Regions from separate parts of the Homo sapiens genome. Here region 2 is linked to region 1. Evidence: chromatin loops called from intact Hi-C (ENCODE). Cell type or tissue: CD14-positive monocyte. All regions are shown on one strand. Links, peaks and the distances in the headings refer to the core of each region. The heading gives the core; the rest is flanking DNA.

Region 1 (8,338 bases), core at 334-8,333:
GTTTGGCCTGGCTAACAAAAAGGTGGCCTTGTTATGTAAATGAAGACCCTTAGAATAAAAAATTTTTCTTTTTGTTTTTTTTTTTTTTCCTTTTTCTGGCCATTTTTTCCCCTCCACCCCATACCACGTGTGTGCGTGAGTGTGTGTGTGTGTGTGTGTGTGTGTGTGAGAATTTAGCCACTTCAGAGGCCTTGTTCCCCATAATTTGGAATTTCCTTTGGATTTGATCAAGTTGGATAGAGTTGATCAAACCCAATGGGAAAAAGTCCAAAACAACAGTGAAAACAGGAATGAACAACAACAACAACAAAAACAGTTAAGCAAAACAATCACACAACTTATATCATTACTGAGTACTCTAATAGTAAGGAGAAATTAAGACCAGCTGGTTGTTAATCTTAACTTTAGCCAAGACAAACCCCAATTCAGTTACTTAGCTAGGGATGGGTCTCAGGGTGTAGACTGCTCTCTACCATACTAGAAGCAGAGAGAAAAAAAACTCATCTTCCCTGTTGGAAGTGAGCTCAAACTCCATAAAAGAGTTACCTGTCTTCCATAGCCATGGAAACAGGAAATCTTCCCTTCCTTTTTGGAAGCAAGTAAAAGTTTTTTTGGAATTTTACTTGCTTTTTTTTTTTTTTCCAGCAAAATAAACTTTAGATCTCTACCACATTTGGGGACATCAGGGATTCTCTGGAGGGGGTGCTCTCAGGCCTCAGCAAATTGTCCTATTGGTTTGAGCCATAAAGTTAGCTCATGCTGGTACCAAGCATAGATTTGTCAAAGGTCAGGGGCATCTCCACTCAGAATCCCTTCATGGTTACCAAAATGTGAACCCTGAAAATCTGAGACAGGTCTCAGTTAATTTAGAAAGTTTAGTTTGCCAAGGTTGAGGACATTTGGCCATGACACAACCTCAGGAGGCCCTGATGATATATGCCCAAGGTGGTGAGAGCACAGTTTGGTTTTATACATTTTAGGGAGACAAGAGACATCAATTAACATATGTAAGATGAACATTGGTTCGGTTTGGAAAAGCAGGACAACTTGAAGCAGGGAGGGGGCTTCCAGGTCATAGGTAGATAAGAGATAATTGGTTGCATTCTTTTGAGTTTCTAATTAGCCTTTCCAAGGGAGGCAATCAGATATGCATTTATCTCAGTGTGAGCAGAGGGGTGACTTTGAATAGAATGTGAGGCAGGTTTACCCTAAGCAGTTCCCAGCTTGACTTTCCCTTTTAGCTTAGCGATTTGGGGGGCCCAAGATATTTTCCTTTCACACCAGTATTGCACCTGTAGCTTGCTTGGCTCCTCAGATAGGGCTGCCAGCTTGACCAATAAAAATACAGGATGCCCAGTTAAATGTGCATTTCAGATTTAAAAAAACTAATGTATTTTTAGTATAAATATGTCCAAAGTAGTTAATGGGACACCCTTTTAGCTGGCAACTCTGCTCTAGGAGAACCTCTAAGTAATTCCCTGATGGCCCATTTTGATGTTCTTCCATCTTCTGGGTGGATTCAAGTCAGTGAAGCCTCAGACATAGTTCTGTCACTGGTAAACTTCCGCCAGCACTTCAAGGTGTTGGAGTTTTCTCTTCCAACTATTACAGCTTTGGGACTCTGTCTCTGGGTTTCCTCTCCTAGTTTTTTAACTTAGCGGGCCATTTCACAGAGTGCCACTTAGCCAGCCATTTAAGGAGGCCTTAAAGTTTACTGATTAAGAGCATCATCTCTCCTTATAGACTACCTGGTTTAGAAGCCTGATTCCACGACTTACTAGCTAGGTCATAACCCTCGACAGGTTTCTTAGCCTTTCTGGACCTCGGTCTTCTCATTTCTAAAATGAGGATGAAAATATTACCTACTTTGTCAGGTTGCTGAGAGGATTAAGTGATGCCAAACACATAAAACTTAAAAGAATGCCATATGGTGGTATATGGCAAGCACCTCAAAAAAGTGAATTATAGTTACTATTTCTCTGCAATGAGCTTCTTGTGTAGCTTATACAGAGGGACTTTTTTACAGGAACTCAGATTGTTTTTGTATCTAATATGCTCATCTAAGTATAGTGATTGCTTTCCCACAGACTAGCCTTTCTCTTCTTCATTCAAAGCCTTACAGGTGATTGACCTGTTCTCTTGACACATTAGTCCTCCCCTCTTAGCTCTCCTGCCCATGAGGAAGCAGGTTCTGCCAGCTTTATTCCCAGATGCAGCTCACCAAGCATTTGCACGTTGAGACTGCATTTCTGTGTTAACTTATGCTCTGTATTCTCCCATCCACTTCTCTGAGTTCAGTAAATTATAGTTGGATTCTCTTCGTAGCTATTTATCTGAAGAAACTGTCTTTTCTAGTTTCTAGGTTCCAGCCAAGAACAGAGACCTACCTGTTCTACCCACCATTATTCAGCCATTTTTCTTCTCAACACAACCAAGATCAACAAATCCTATAAGCCATGATTCTCATCTTTAAAGCCTATCAATTTTTCACAACCTCCTCTAACTGGAAAACTGTTGTCTCCCTGTCATCTATGACCGCATGGTTCTGCCAATTTTCCCTTTCATGGCCTGGCATGCCAAATAGCTGCAGTTGGAATGTTCCATCAGAATTAATTGAAAGGTTGTTGGCTACTTATCAATGAGAAAGGAGTCATAAAATAATCCTTCATAAATTGAAGCGTGGAATATGCTTTTTGCCTCATAACTTGGAGAACATGAAATAATTCTGGATATAATGAAATTCAGAAATATCAGCATGATTCACTTATGTTAAAGTAGATGTTTTTAGTTTTAAAAAATTTGGTGTTTCTGGTTTGCGACAGATTTCTTTATTTAAAAAAATTCTTTAACTCTTAAAACCAACAAAAAATCACCAGAAACACCACCAAAATAGAAAAAACGGAACTATTTATATCCCACCTCTAGCCACTCCGTCCCCCTCAAAGTTGTGGTAAGATGGGGAAAAGATACTGAGCAACCTGTTTTATTACAGTCTGGTTCTCATGCTAAAACAGGGTTGCTAGTGTTAAATAAAAATACAAGACCCTTGGTTAAATTTAAATTACAGATTTATCAACTAATTTTCTGAATAAATATGTCTTAAATATTATAGAAATCATATTTAAAAATTCATTATCTGAAATCCATATCTAACTGAGCATCTTGTATTTTATCTCACATATATGCTGTAAAATCTTAAACTATAAGATCTTTTCTCTTTGAAATATGTAACCTTTGGTTGACTATTCTAGGGGTCAAGGATTTCAGAGTGATGTAAATTATAGATATATATTTACTACTACAGTTTTTCCTTGTATTGGCCCCAGTTGGATCTTATCCAGCTTGGCTTTTATAAAAGAGGTGTTTCTGAAGACTTCTTTATTCTGCTGTCTCTGTTCTCTAAAATGTGTCATTTTGTGACATGGAGTTTATCTTCAATTTATTAATTTTATTTCTAAAATTACCTATTGATGATTAGGCTTTATCTTCAATTTATTAATTTTATTTCTAAAATTACCTATTTATGATTAGGCTTTTTTTTAATATTTAAGTATTAGCTATTGATAGTTTTTGTTTTAACTAATTCCATTATAATTTAATATCATTATGAAAGAATACATTTAAGCCTAATAAAGATTAATTTTTATTTTTACCATTTCTTTTTTTTTTTTTTTTTTTTTTTTTTGAGACGGAGTCCCGCTGTTTAGCCCAGGCCGGATTGCAGTGGCGCAATCTCGGCTCACTGCAAGCTCCGCCTCCCAGGTTCACGCCATTCTCCTGCCTCAGCCTCCCGAGTAGCTGGGACTACAGGCGCCCGCCACCGCGCCCGGCTAATTTTTTGTATTTTTAGTAAAGACGGGGTTTCACCGTGTTAGCCAAGATGGTCTCGATCTCCTGACCTTGTGATCCGCCCGCCTCGGCCTCCCAAAGTGCTGGGATTATAGACATGAACCACCGCACCCAGCCTAAAGATTGCTTTTTAAGATTAGGAAAGAAAAAGAAGTCAGAAGAAGCCAAATTGGTACCGTAACCAGGTGGATGCCTAATGATTTCCCACAGAAACTCTCACAAAATTGCCCTTGTTTGATGAGAGAAATGAGCAAGAGGCATTTTTATGGTGTGATTCTGGTGAAGCTTTCCTGGGCATTTTTCTGCTAAACCTTTGGCTAACTTTCTCAAAACAATCTCATAATAAGTAGATGTTACCACTCTTTGTCCTTGCAAAAATTCAGCAAACAAAATGCCTTAAGCATCTCGACAAACTGTTGCCATGACCTTTGCTCTTGAGCGGTCTGGCTTTGCTGTGACTGGACCACTTCCACCTCTTGGTAGCCGTTGCTTTAATTGTGCTTTGTCTTCAGGATCATACTGGTAAGGCCATGTTTAATCTTCTGTTACAGTGCTTCGAAGAAATGCTTCAAGATCTTGATCCCACTCGTTTAAAATTTCCACTGAGAGCTCTGCTCTTGTCTGCAGCTGATCTGGATGGTTTTGGCAGCCATCAAGTGCAAAGTTTGCTCAACTTTAATTTTTCAGTCAGAATTGTGTAAGGTGAATCAATTAAGATGCCTGTGGTGTAGGCTATTGTTCGTGCTGTTAGTTGTTAGTCCTCTTCATTTGGGGCATAAACAAGATTAATTTTTTCTTTGCAAATGGATACGGATGGTCTGCCATTGCAGGCTTCAACTTGAACGTTGTCTTCTCTCTTCTTAAAATGAGTTATCTATTTGCAAACTGCTAATTTCTTTGGGGTATACATGCACATGTAAAATTTTCAAAAAGTACAAAATTAAATAGAGTAAAAACTGAATTTTCTCTCCTTCTCTGATCCCTAGTCACCAAGTTCCCACTCTAGAAGCAACTACCATTATTATTTAGTTTCTTGTGGGTCCTTCTAGGGGTATCTTTTGCATTTGTAAACTAGTACATATTTATAATATTCCCTTCCTTAGTAGCAGACTGTATACATTGTCCTCCACTTTGCTTTTTTTTCTGAATGGCTCTTGAACTTAGAAAGCAAAAGAAAGATAATATTGAATATCCCTGACAAGCAAAGTGTTGACCCAGAAGCTGCTAGTGAGACTTCAATTTCTCTTTCCCTCCCATCCATTAATAAACACAGAGATTTCTATTTTGTACCTGGGCATGAGGGAGAAAAAGGAAGGGAAATTGGGTGGTGGAGTCTGTGGTTTGTGGGGAGCTAAAAATGGGAATTGTTCTGGCCCGTAGACCAGGTTGGATTGCCCAAGCTCAGGAAAGTGGCAATCAGAAAAATAATGGCACTATTTTTAGGAGAGAGTTGGAGGATTCGTGGGAAGTAGGAGATGGCCAGAACTCGTTATCTGACAAAGAAGAGCCATTTCACGTCCTGGTGTCCACATGTGACACACAATTGGAGAGGAGGCTATTTCTTCTACCTACCCTTGGAACCTAGCAATGATGTGACATTCCTCAAACTCCTAGGCAGACAATGTGAAAGATTATAAGCCAGGGTAGGAAAAGAGGGAAAAGCAGACACCAAGCAGTTACAGATCAGGTTGTGGGCATGTGTGTAGCATGCTTCTGGGGAAGTCCCCAAAATACGTTCGGGACACTTGAAAATGTGCTAATTTCTAGTCAGCAAAACAGTTGGGGCTCTTGCCATCATCATTTGTGCATAAAGATAGACTGCAACTTTATTTTATATTGTCAATCTGGTGAGGCCTGGGAAAATTGGGTTATATGTAAAAATGGAAAATGCTAAATATACAACATATGCAATACCTTGTAACAGGATGGTGAAATGGAAGTTGAGGTTGCAAAACAACAGATGCCCATTCCAAATTGAAGTTCTGAGAAAGGATTTACAAAGAGGCTGAGAACCAGTAGATCATTCTTAAATCCCTCACCCTTATAAGGAATACTAAAGCATAGAAGGGGAGTTTGAAATATAACTTCTTAGGAAGAGTTATTTGGAAAGCTGTACTGAGAGTCCATGCCCCTTGCAGGGGCAACTTCTGAGGGATGCCGGCCCCTCTCCTTAGGCCAGAATTTAGCTGGACCACCTCTAGAGAGTCTGATATGTGTTCTCCAAGGTTAAGGGACACAGTGGGCTGGTGTCTGATTCTCCCCTGAGAAATCTCAAGGATGAAAGATTGGCCATGTAGCTGTGACAGACAAGCTGAAGGAGAAGAGGTTGTGTTAGGCACACTGGCACTCCCAGAATTCAGTGGGGCTAGAACAGTTGAGTGTTTCCTATGGATGTGATGTGGACCATGAATGGGAGGCATAAACGTAGAGTCATTCTAGGTCCAAAAGGCCTGCAGAGAAAAGTTGGATGTATTGCTACGTTGCTAGGGGCTAAGGAAAGCATAAGTAACCAGGTAGCATAGAGATACCCAGGTGCAGAGAACTTCAGGTGGGTGTTTCCAAGCAATTGGACGGATCCTCGCAATAACCCACTGAGGTATCCCTTAGAATCAGCTTTAAGCAAAAGCCAAGCCCAGATAGTGCTGCTGCTCCGTGACCAAAGGACCTTTGCTCTCTTTCTTTAACTCTCCTTTTTCCTCCAGCTCCATGTCTGGAAGGGTCAGGAACCTTGGATGAAGGCATGAGGGGAGAGGAGGAATAGAAGCATTGGGTGAGGCCAGGCATGGTGGCTCACACCTGTAATCCCAGCACTTTGGGAGGCTGAGGTGGGTGGGTCACCTGAGGTCAGGAGTTTGAGACCAGCCTGGATAACATGGTGAAACCCTGTCTCTACTACAAGTACAAGAAGTAGCTGAGCATGGTGGTAGGCACCTGTAATCCCAGCTACTTGGGAGGCTGAGACAGGAGAATCGCTTGAACCCAGTAGGCACAGAGGTTGCAGTGAGCCAAGATCACACCATTGCACTCAAGCCTATTTCTGATACACAAAGCAAAAAAAGCATGTTATAAACATTATAAATAGAATGACTCAATTATTTAAAAAATACATGCATAAGCACATGTGGGTGATATAAGAGCAGTCTTAGATTACCTGTTAAGGGAGCTGAGCTGGAAGCTTCCTGGGCTATGCCTCCAGGCTGTGGGCTTTGAATATAATACCTTTAAATTTTTTTTAGGCTCAAATTATTATAGGCATACTATATAGGCGTGACCACTGTCACCCATGTGTCTCTGTGAGACCAACACCAAATGCCTTTTTAGACAAGAGTGTGTTGCCAGCATTCTCCCAGTTCTCCTACAAACAAAGGTGTTACTTATTGAGGTATGTGTCCTTTGCCATTCACTACAAGGAAATAGAATGCTATTTTGGGAAGAGTTGCTAAGTGTTTTGACTACAAATTCATCGTCCCTCCACGTCTCAAACAGGACACCTGGACCACTAGCTATTTTCTCCAGTGAACTCCACCCTGAATCTGTTGACTTAGCCCAGAAAGCCTGCCAGCTGCCTTATTACTAGGAGCTGGTTATGTGTGCTGTACAAATACTGTTAAATTTATTTGACATAAAACTGATAATAAACATAGGTTTGGGTATAAACACTGTTAGTTTGTGTAAGTGAAAGGACAAGAGACTATGAACTTTATGAATATATAACCAAGTAATCTACAACTGCTTAGGGGCTTTTATGAAAATCTCTAAATCTTTTGATCAAGACCTTTACAGAGACACTGTAGCAAAGTGTTAAGAGCAAAGGCAATGGGGCCTTCTCACCTGGGTGCGGATCCAGGCTCCAACAGACAGTCTGGGGACACTGGGCAATTTAGTCAATCCCTTTGTGCTTTAATTTCTTCAAATGTGAAATAGAAATAATATTTTTAGTAGCCGTCTTACAAAAAACAGGTTGTTATAAAAAAATGTTTAATTTAATGCCTGTTAAATTCATGGTAGTTAGTACACAGAGCATAATTTATTTGTATATATATGTCTCAAATAATCTGCATATATCCTTGGGACTGGGACCACAGGAGCAGAAATAAGGGATTTCCCTCCCAGCAGGAAGTTGGATGCACTGGAAAATTAGATTAAGGCTACTGTTAACCATCATGCAGGCAAAAGGCAGGGCCAGAGCTGGCAGCAGGGTCAGTGGGAGGACAGGAAATAACAAATTCTGGGAATTTCAGCCTTAGCTGGAGTGAAGACACTGCCACGAAGGGAACATTTGTTAACAGAGCTCACTTTTTAGTCCAGTGCTACCAACGCTGTAGGGATTTCATACCACATTCTGAGAAAGATAAGGGCTTGATCCACCTGGGGACATGTTATCAGTGATGAGCATCTGATTTTATTATTATTATAAAAAATAATATATGTTCACAATTAAAACGTTGGAATTCAGAAAAGTAGAAGGAAGAATCTCACCTACACTTGC
Region 2 (8,338 bases), core at 89-8,088, 48 kb before region 1:
CTTTATCATTATAGCAGCTGTCTGAGATAGGTATTGTCATGAACATTTTATATGTAAGGGCAGTTTTTCTCCAGTTAGAATCAAAGAACTGGAGCTGGAAGGAAGTTTGGAATTGCTGGCCTTTTTCATCAATTGGTTAATTAAACAATTTTTAAGTAAATATAATGTGCTAGACTCTAAGATGCTCTGGGGATTCAAATATAACCACTCTATTCCAGGCTTCATGTGCTGATGAGCAAAATAATATATCACTACTAGCAATAGTGTAGCAATTTCATAGCACTAATAAATTTGAAATTTTAAACCATTATTATAAGTAGGAATTTTTTATACACCCCAAGTGAAACAGTATACATCAATAAAAATGTGTTCTAAAGCCCTATTTATGTTTGTTATAAAGTAAACTAAGGCACAACAAAATTTCAGAGTCTCTTTGAGGAAACAATGATTCATGAATGGGACAGCTCCAAACCAGAAGTGGCTTAGGAGCTCCATGGAGGGAACACAAGAGGGCAGCTTTTATAGGATGAACATAGAAGTAAAGCAAAGAAAATATTTGATGGGTTACAATTATACAGTTGCCTTGTTTGGTCTATCCCTTTGGAAAGTCCCTAGTTACATAAGTTTATTGGCTACTTCTGATTGGTTGAGCTTAAGTTCTGTTTTTAATATAGGCATTTATAAAATATAGCTCAAGTTTCACTTACGCTTGTAAATCAAGCAAGGTTATGATGAGGCATAACCAATTTTGTCTGCTCAAGAATTCTTCAGGCCTGGTTTTCATTTTGTTTTCTTTAACATTTTAGTACCTATAAATTTACTTCTTTAACTGCTGCATAGTATTCCACAGAAGAATGTACCATAATGTATTTGCTCATTCCTCTGTTGATGTTACCAATATTTTGTTGCAATGGACAACTTTTTGTATAAATGCCAAAGTACTTCATTAGAAAAATTATACTAGAATAGAAGTAGAATTGGTGAATCAAAGGATATTCACATTTAAAAGTTATTATATAGATTACAGATGGTCCTGACTTACAATGGTTCAACTTATGGTTTTTCAACTTTATACAATGATGTGAAAGTGATGCACATTTAATAGAAACTGCTTTGAATTTGAATTTTGGTCTTTTTCCAGAGCTAGTGATAAGTAGTATGATACTCTTACCTCACACATTCAACATTTATTATAAAATAGATTTTAAATTAGATAATTTTGCCCAACTGTAGGCTAGTGTAATTGTTCTGAGCAAGTTTAAGCTAGGTTAAGCTATGATGTTCAGCAGGTTAGGTGTATTAAATGCATTTTTGACTTAAGATTATTTTCAACTTATAATAGTTTTATCAGAACACAACCTATTGTAAGTCAAGGAGCATCTGTATATAGATACTGTCAAATTGCTAAAAACACTCTATCAATTTATGTTCCTGTCAGTATTATCAGCATACACTTTTTTCAAAATTCTCACACAATATTATTCATCTTTAAAATTCTGTCAATACAAAGCTAGAAAAATGACTCAAGTTATTTTAATTGGTTTGTGAGGAGGGCAGAAGAGCAGGTTAAGAGAGACTTTCACTTTGTTTCTTCACATCTAATGGGAGACAAATCTGCATGACCTGGGCTAAAGTGGACTGAGCCAGTCTGAGACAGGGCTGCAAAGCCTTTGGCAGATGTCAGCATTCTTGAAACACAGAGGCTCTTCAAGGCTGTTCCTAGTGAAATTTTAAAATTGTGGTTTAAAAACAAGGATTACTAATTGCATTGATATTAATATAGCCAAGACTTGCTCTTTTTTGATTAATGAATTCAGGGTATATCTTTTCCCCTTTCTTTTACTTTCAATCCACCTGTGTAATTGAAGTTGAAGTGAATTTCTTATAGATAGCCTATTGTTGGAACATGTTTTTATTTTTATCCCCTCTGCAAATTTCTGTCTTTTAATTCGTGTATTTAGACCACTTACATTTAAGGGAATTGTTGATATGTTAGGGCTTATATCTGCCCCACTACTTTGTTTTCTTTTTGTTTCCTCTATTTCCTGTCCCTCTGTCTCTCTTTTTTGTACCTTCCTATGGGTTGATTGAACATGTTTCAGGATTCAATCTTAATTTATTTATTTTATGTTTTTAAGTTGTAAGAGGGAGGATCTAGGAGGAGTGGGGCTTACCATCATGGCTGGAGCTGGAAGTTGTTGAGTAATTATTTTTTATTGTCATAAAATGTACATAACACAAACTTTATCACCTTAGCCATTCTAAAGTGTGCAATCAGTGGCTGTGCAGGGAGAAACTCTCTCAAACTGTGTCTTTACTCTCACACTACAACAATCAACACAGAAGGCTTCTATGACCAAATATGTTGGGGGTTAGGGGGTTGGTTGCCACACTTCAAGCAGTGGACACCAGCCAAATGTCCTCCAATTCGATTCTTACACTATCTACCTAGAGATGGCGTCAGATCCCATGGGTTGGGTCTCAGTCCCCAAGACTGTCTCCTCTACACCAGTTGCAAGTCTGGGCCTCTGAAACTTCTGACCAACTAGCTTGAAGTTGAGATTCCCAGGAATCCCCTCTTTGGGTTTGATTAATTTTCTGGAGCAGCTCACAGAATTCAGGGAAACACTTAAATTTACTTGTTTATTATAAGGAATATTACTAAGAATACAGATGAAGAAACACATAGGGAGAGACATAGGGGAAGGGATGCAGAGTTCCATGCCCTCCCTGGGCTCCACCCTCCAGGAGCCTCCATGTGTTCAGCTATCTAGAAGCTCCCTGAACCCAGTCCTCTTGGATTTTTATGGAAACTTCGTGACATCAGCATTCCTTCCCCCAGGGTATGAGGCGAGGCCCTCATCGGGGAGACTCTTAAGACCCACAATCAGAAAGACAGGGAACATTAGAATCCTGCCTTGGGTCAGGTAAAAGGAATGCAGGAAAGAGATTATTTCCTGAGGCCTGCCCCTGAGACCTAACACACCCAGCATTATAACGAAAGACTGTAACAAGGGATGTGGGAGTTATGAACCAGGAACTAACTGTGAAGGAGAACATCATCGACTGTGCCAAACGAGCTCAGATGTCCAGGAAGGGGCTGACTAAAATGCATTATTTGAATATCATGATGCAGAAGATATATATATCTATATATCTATATAGATAGATGAAAACAAATATGTATATTTTCTATAATGTTCTATAACACAAGAAGTTTCCCAAACATTTATTTACATTGTTTGTTTATTCCCAAATATTTATATTTCCCAAATACGACAGCAGGGAGACTGAGAAATCACAAAGGACAGATGAGAGCGATGTTACTTAATGCCACAGAACAGGACATCATTTAAAGGAGTTACTCAAAGTGTTTCAGTTACTGCCATTAGGAACTCCTAAGCCCCTCGGCAGTGTGGGTGGTACGGGGTAGGTGTTGAGGTTAGCAGCACCCACAGGCTTCTCTTCACGCAGGATATGCTATATAGTGAATCGGTATCAAGACTGGAGGAAGGTAAGGGTTTCCAGAAAACCACCTTCAGGCCATGGTTTGGAGTAGTCTTATTGAAGTTTACAGAATCAAAAGTTACAGATAATTAGGAGGCATTGAAATACAGACCTGTTTTCTTTTTTCTTTCTTTCTTTTTTTTTTTTTTTTTTGAGACGGAGTCTCACTCTGTTACCCAAGCTGGAGTGCAGTGGTGAGATCTCGGCTCACTGCAACCTCTGCCTCCTGGGTTCAAGTGATTCTTCTGCCTCAGCCTCCCAAGTAGCTGGGACTACAGGCGCACCCCACCACACCTGCCTAATTTTTGTATTTTCAGTAGAGATGGGTTTCCACACATTGGCCAGGCTGGTCTCAAACTCCTGACCTCGTGATCTGCCCGCCTTGGACTCCCAAGTACTAGGATTACAGGCATGAGCCACTGTGCCCAGCTGACCCAGTTTCTACGACCAGTTTAGCCACAAAGTAGACATGTAACCAGAGGAAAGTGACTTAACCTCCTAGGGCCTCAGCTTCCCATATTACACACCCCTGGGATGAGAATGATAGGAGGTGTAGCGGGGTTGAGCTGGATAATATAAGGTTCCTTACAGCTCTAGACATTTATGATTTAACATTTTTTATGGATTGCTAATGCTGCTTTTTTTTTTGTTTTAAATGTCAAATTCTTGCATGTATAAGGCCTTGATTCTTTCAGGCCTGGGTTGTGTTGATTTATGGGCATGAGCTAATTCCAGATGACTCATTCTAGAAGTGATTGTGTAAGTATCCTTTACTTAGCTAAACATATGCAACATAAATTCATCTACTATAACATATGTTCTCTCAGAACATGCTACTGGCCAGAGTTATTAGATTTTGTTCACACCATAGATCCTGCTGTATTTTACAGCACTTCAGAATAACAATCATTCTTTTAAAACCCTTCTACACACCTTTGCTGTTTCTGTAAATACACCTGTCCTTTACAAGCATCTGGCTCTTTCTATGCATTCTTCCTCCAGAAATCATAGTATTATAGATTTGGAAAATGCTTGGCCTTCATTTTCCTGTTACAGACTGGTTTAGGTGTCCCTCTTAATTGTTCTTAATGCATTCAGTATATTCATTCATTTCTTAATTCATTAAAAATATGCACCATGCCAGGTGTTGGGGACATTGCAATGAACAAGACAGGCATGGCCCCTGCTCTCATTCAGTCATGTCTAGGGGTAAAGGTAAACCTTGGATAAGTAATAATTGGTGTGCTGACTGTTAAGAAGAACTACAGTGCTATACAAGCTGTATGATCATATTGGGCTTTAACCAATTCCTTGGGAATCAGATTTCTAGATGAAGTGGCATTTAAGTTGAAATCTGAGTAGTGAGTAGGAGTTAGCCAGGCAAAGATGAGGAGGGGGACCACTCCAAGCTGAGAGAACAGCTGAAATGAGAAAGTCCATGCAATATTTTTTTTTTTTTTTTTTTTTTTTACCATAAGAAGATCACACCGGCCAGAATGGAGAGAGGGCTGGGGAGGGTGATTTGACCTGAGTCTAGAGAGGCAGGCACAGATCAGACCAGGATGCTTATGGCAGGCCACGCTAAGGATTTTGGACTTTATCCTTATGGAAGTTGGAAATCATTAAGAGTTTAAAGAGAGATATGATCAAATCTGATATTTTAAATAAAGCTCATTTGGCTGTGATGTGGCAAGTGGGCTGGAGGGCAGGGTGGTGAGAGGAGACACAGGAAGCTCAGTTGGGACATTCCTGCTGTGGTTCAGACGAGAGCTATGTGGGCTTGGACTAGGGCAGTGTGTCTGCTTCAAGGGGAAAGGGTTTGGTGTTTTGTGGAATTTGGGGAATGAGGGAATGTTTCATGAAGCCGAAGGGGAGAGTGTTTTTAAAAGGAGGACATCATCGACTGTGCCAGATGGAGCTGAGATGTCCAGGAAGGGGCTGACTACACTAGAATGCATTATTTGAATATCATGATGTGGAAGATTTTTTGGGGGGGGGGGGCAGACTCTTGCTCTGTCACCCACACTGGAGTGCAGTGGTGTGATCTCAGCTCACTGCAACCTCTACCTCCCGGGTTCAAGTGATTCTCCTGCCTCAGCCTCCCGAGTAGCTGGGACTACAGGTGTGCACCACCACGCCTGGCTAATTTCTTGTATTTTTAGTAGAGATGGGGTTTTGTCATGTTGGCCAGCCTGGTCTCGAACTCCTGGACTCAAGTGATCCGCCCACTTTGGCCTCCCAAAGTGCTGGGATTAGATGTGAGCCACCGCACCCACCCAGAAAGATATTTTTGACCTCAGGAAGAATGCTTTTGGTGGAATGACGAGGGTGAAATCCATAGTGTGTGGCTTAAGGAGTGAATGGAAAGAAGAGGAGGAGAGAGAGGTGGAGAGACTACACCTCTTTCCAGAAGTTTGGCTCTGAAAGTAAAGAGAAAGGGTTAATACTAGATGGTAACAGTAAGTAAAGAAAGAATTGTAGTTTTACAGTTTTTTTGTTTATTTGTTTGTTTGTTTTTTGAGGCAGAGTCTCACTCTGTCGCCAGGCTAGAGTGCAGTGGCATGATCTTGGCTCACTGCAGCCTCTACCTCCCGGGTTCAAGCAATTCTTCTGCCTCAGCCTCCCTAGTAGCTGGGACTATGGGCACGTGCTGCCACGCCTGTCTAATTTTTTTGTATTTTTAGTAGAGACAGGGTTTCACCATGTTGGCCAAGATGGTCTTGATCTTCTGACCTTGTGATCTGCCCACCTTGGCCTCCCAAAGTGCTGGGATTACAGGAGTGAGCCACTGCACCCGGCCAGTTTTACAGTTTTTAAAATGGGAGAAGCTTCCACACATTTAGATGCTAAAGGAAGGAACAGATAGGAAAGATTTAAGAATCAGGAGAGAAAAGAGACAATAGCTTAAGATTCCCGACTATGGGGTAGAGGAGAATGCTTAGAACCAAGGTGGAGGAATTGGTCATTTGTCACATTTGCTGACATTTTACTGACATTTTCTGGCTGGATGTCTGTCTCCTTCACTGGGCTGTAACCTCCTGAAGGTGAAGGCTGAAATTCTATTTGATTTTATATCCCTAGCACTTAGTGTAGGACTTAGCACGATAATGTGCCCTCTGAGTGTTTGGCTGGGCTGACGTGTCACTTGTGGTAGGAAGGTCTCTACAGATGTGTTCCCTTAAGGATATAGACTGAAGGCCTTGAATGCTTAGGAAGCTGGGGATTGACTTGAGGTAGGTAGGGCTTCTTGGATAGATTTTTTAAATGAGAACTATGAAATGGCAAAGCTGTCTGGCCTGTTAGGTTAGTAACTTTGGCTGTTTATGCCTGATCCAAAGCCCTAGGCTAAAATCAGTCATGGTGGAGATAAAGAGCAACCTACAACATGCAAGTCAAGAACTACCACAGTGAATTCTCTCCTTCTTAGCTATCTCCTTGGTCTAGAAAGAAAGATGAACCCCACAGCAGCACCCCACAAGAAGAGAAACAGTGCTCACTCATTTGAGTCTACTTCTCATCAGATCTGATGCAACTTATCTGCACAGGCCATGAATGGAACAATGAAAAGATGACCTGAAATCTTTCCCCACTCAGTTGCTGTTAAATTTAACACAGACATAAAAATTAAGAAATTCAGTGAAACAATTATATTGCATTTGTATTTTTCTTCTGCACTGCCATTAATATTGGCTGGTAAAAATTATTCCATACTTATTTCCATGAATTTTGAAAAGACTTAAAACTGCCTGATATACTTGGGTGATATTCTTCCAGGAATGATAAAATGAGACAGAAATGGCCTTTGAGTGTTTTCAGGAAGGGAAAATGGAAAATGAAAGCTGGACTAAAAGGTGTTACAAAAGCAAACTAGTTAATACTTCCAAGAAATGAATATGCTAAGATATTGTTTGCTGATCAACATTTATTAAACATTTACTGTGTACCACTGATCTAGGCTCTTGGCCAGATATGAGCAACAAAAAGAAGATAGTGTAGTGCTTGCCTTCCAAAATCTAGCACAGTCCTAGAAAGAATTCAGGTTTCACTAAGGCTACTTAGGGAGAGAGTTCTCTAGGTTCTAGAAATTAAGGCAGGCACCCACACAAAGACTCAGTTGCAAATGGGTGGAAAGAATGATTTTTATTAATCAGCACAATATCTTAAAAATCCCAGTGTAGCCTTCTTTGATAAAAGACAGAGTACATGACTTAGAGGCTTAAGAGGGGTCTTCTACTACCCATTCTGGATTTCTGTTTTGAGACTTGGAAGTTCTAAAGTCCTTGCAGAGGAGATTCTGAGGCCCACCAGTAGCCTAAAATCTCCAGGCCTGCTCCCCTCACTGCCCCCACTCCTGGGTGGAACACAGACGTAGAAGATGCTACTCAGCTCAGTGGCCCTGCCCACCATGCACCTGACCCTGTGAATGCCTGTGGCTGGCCGTTCAGGTTAGTTCTTCTTCCCTCCTCTCCCACACCATGGAGACACAGGAAGAGAAGGAAGATACGTGTTTTTCTCTAGTGCTGACATTAGAGCCTGAGACTCCGGCCTTGCATGAGGCCAGATGGGCTAAGGTTTCTATGCTGGGTTTTTCGAGATCTCCCCAGACCCTTCCAGCAAATTCCTCTTTTTACTCGAGGAGGTTTTGGAAACAAATGAGTAAGACAGACGTAGTCTCTGTAATAAGAGAATGGTGAGTCAAGGACACCTGAAAAACAGTAATAGCTAAGGTCGGACAGAATAGAAGGGAAAAAAAAAAAAGCAAAAAGAGCTCTGGAGACACAGGAGAAAATGAAGCTCAGATGTCTGGGAAGGCGAGAGTATCTAAAACCTT

Evidence for each region. A loop is a pair of places that touch in the nucleus more often than their neighbours do. Peaks named below come from ENCODE experiments on the same cell type or tissue, not always from the same donor. Only the 100,000 strongest peaks of a DNase experiment are listed, where the experiment ranks them.
Region 2: it touches region 1 in a loop (2.0-fold over the local background); 27 of 110 quality-filtered maps call a loop at or near these places.

The regions. Positions count from the first base shown.
Region 1 is chr6:25,121,875-25,130,212 of GRCh38, reverse strand. It overlaps LOC124901282 (a long non-coding RNA gene), which reads right to left. Exons shown (of 3, transcript XR_007059515.1): 1 at 8,329-8,338; 2 at 7,681-7,756. It also overlaps the pseudogene CMAHP. Among named protein-coding and RNA genes, the nearest start is that of CARMIL1, 150 kb to the left of the region's middle. In CD14-positive monocyte, for the core only: no CTCF peak of the experiment used is centred there; no DNase peak of the experiment used is centred there.
Region 2 is chr6:25,169,977-25,178,314 of GRCh38, reverse strand. No RefSeq gene overlaps it. Among named protein-coding and RNA genes, the nearest start is that of CARMIL1, 110 kb to the left of the region's middle. RefSeq lists an enhancer at 3,082-3,582. In CD14-positive monocyte, for the core only: no CTCF peak of the experiment used is centred there; DNase peaks (open chromatin) are centred at 554, 3,964, 4,234 and 5,244; H3K27ac peaks cover 3,328 bases.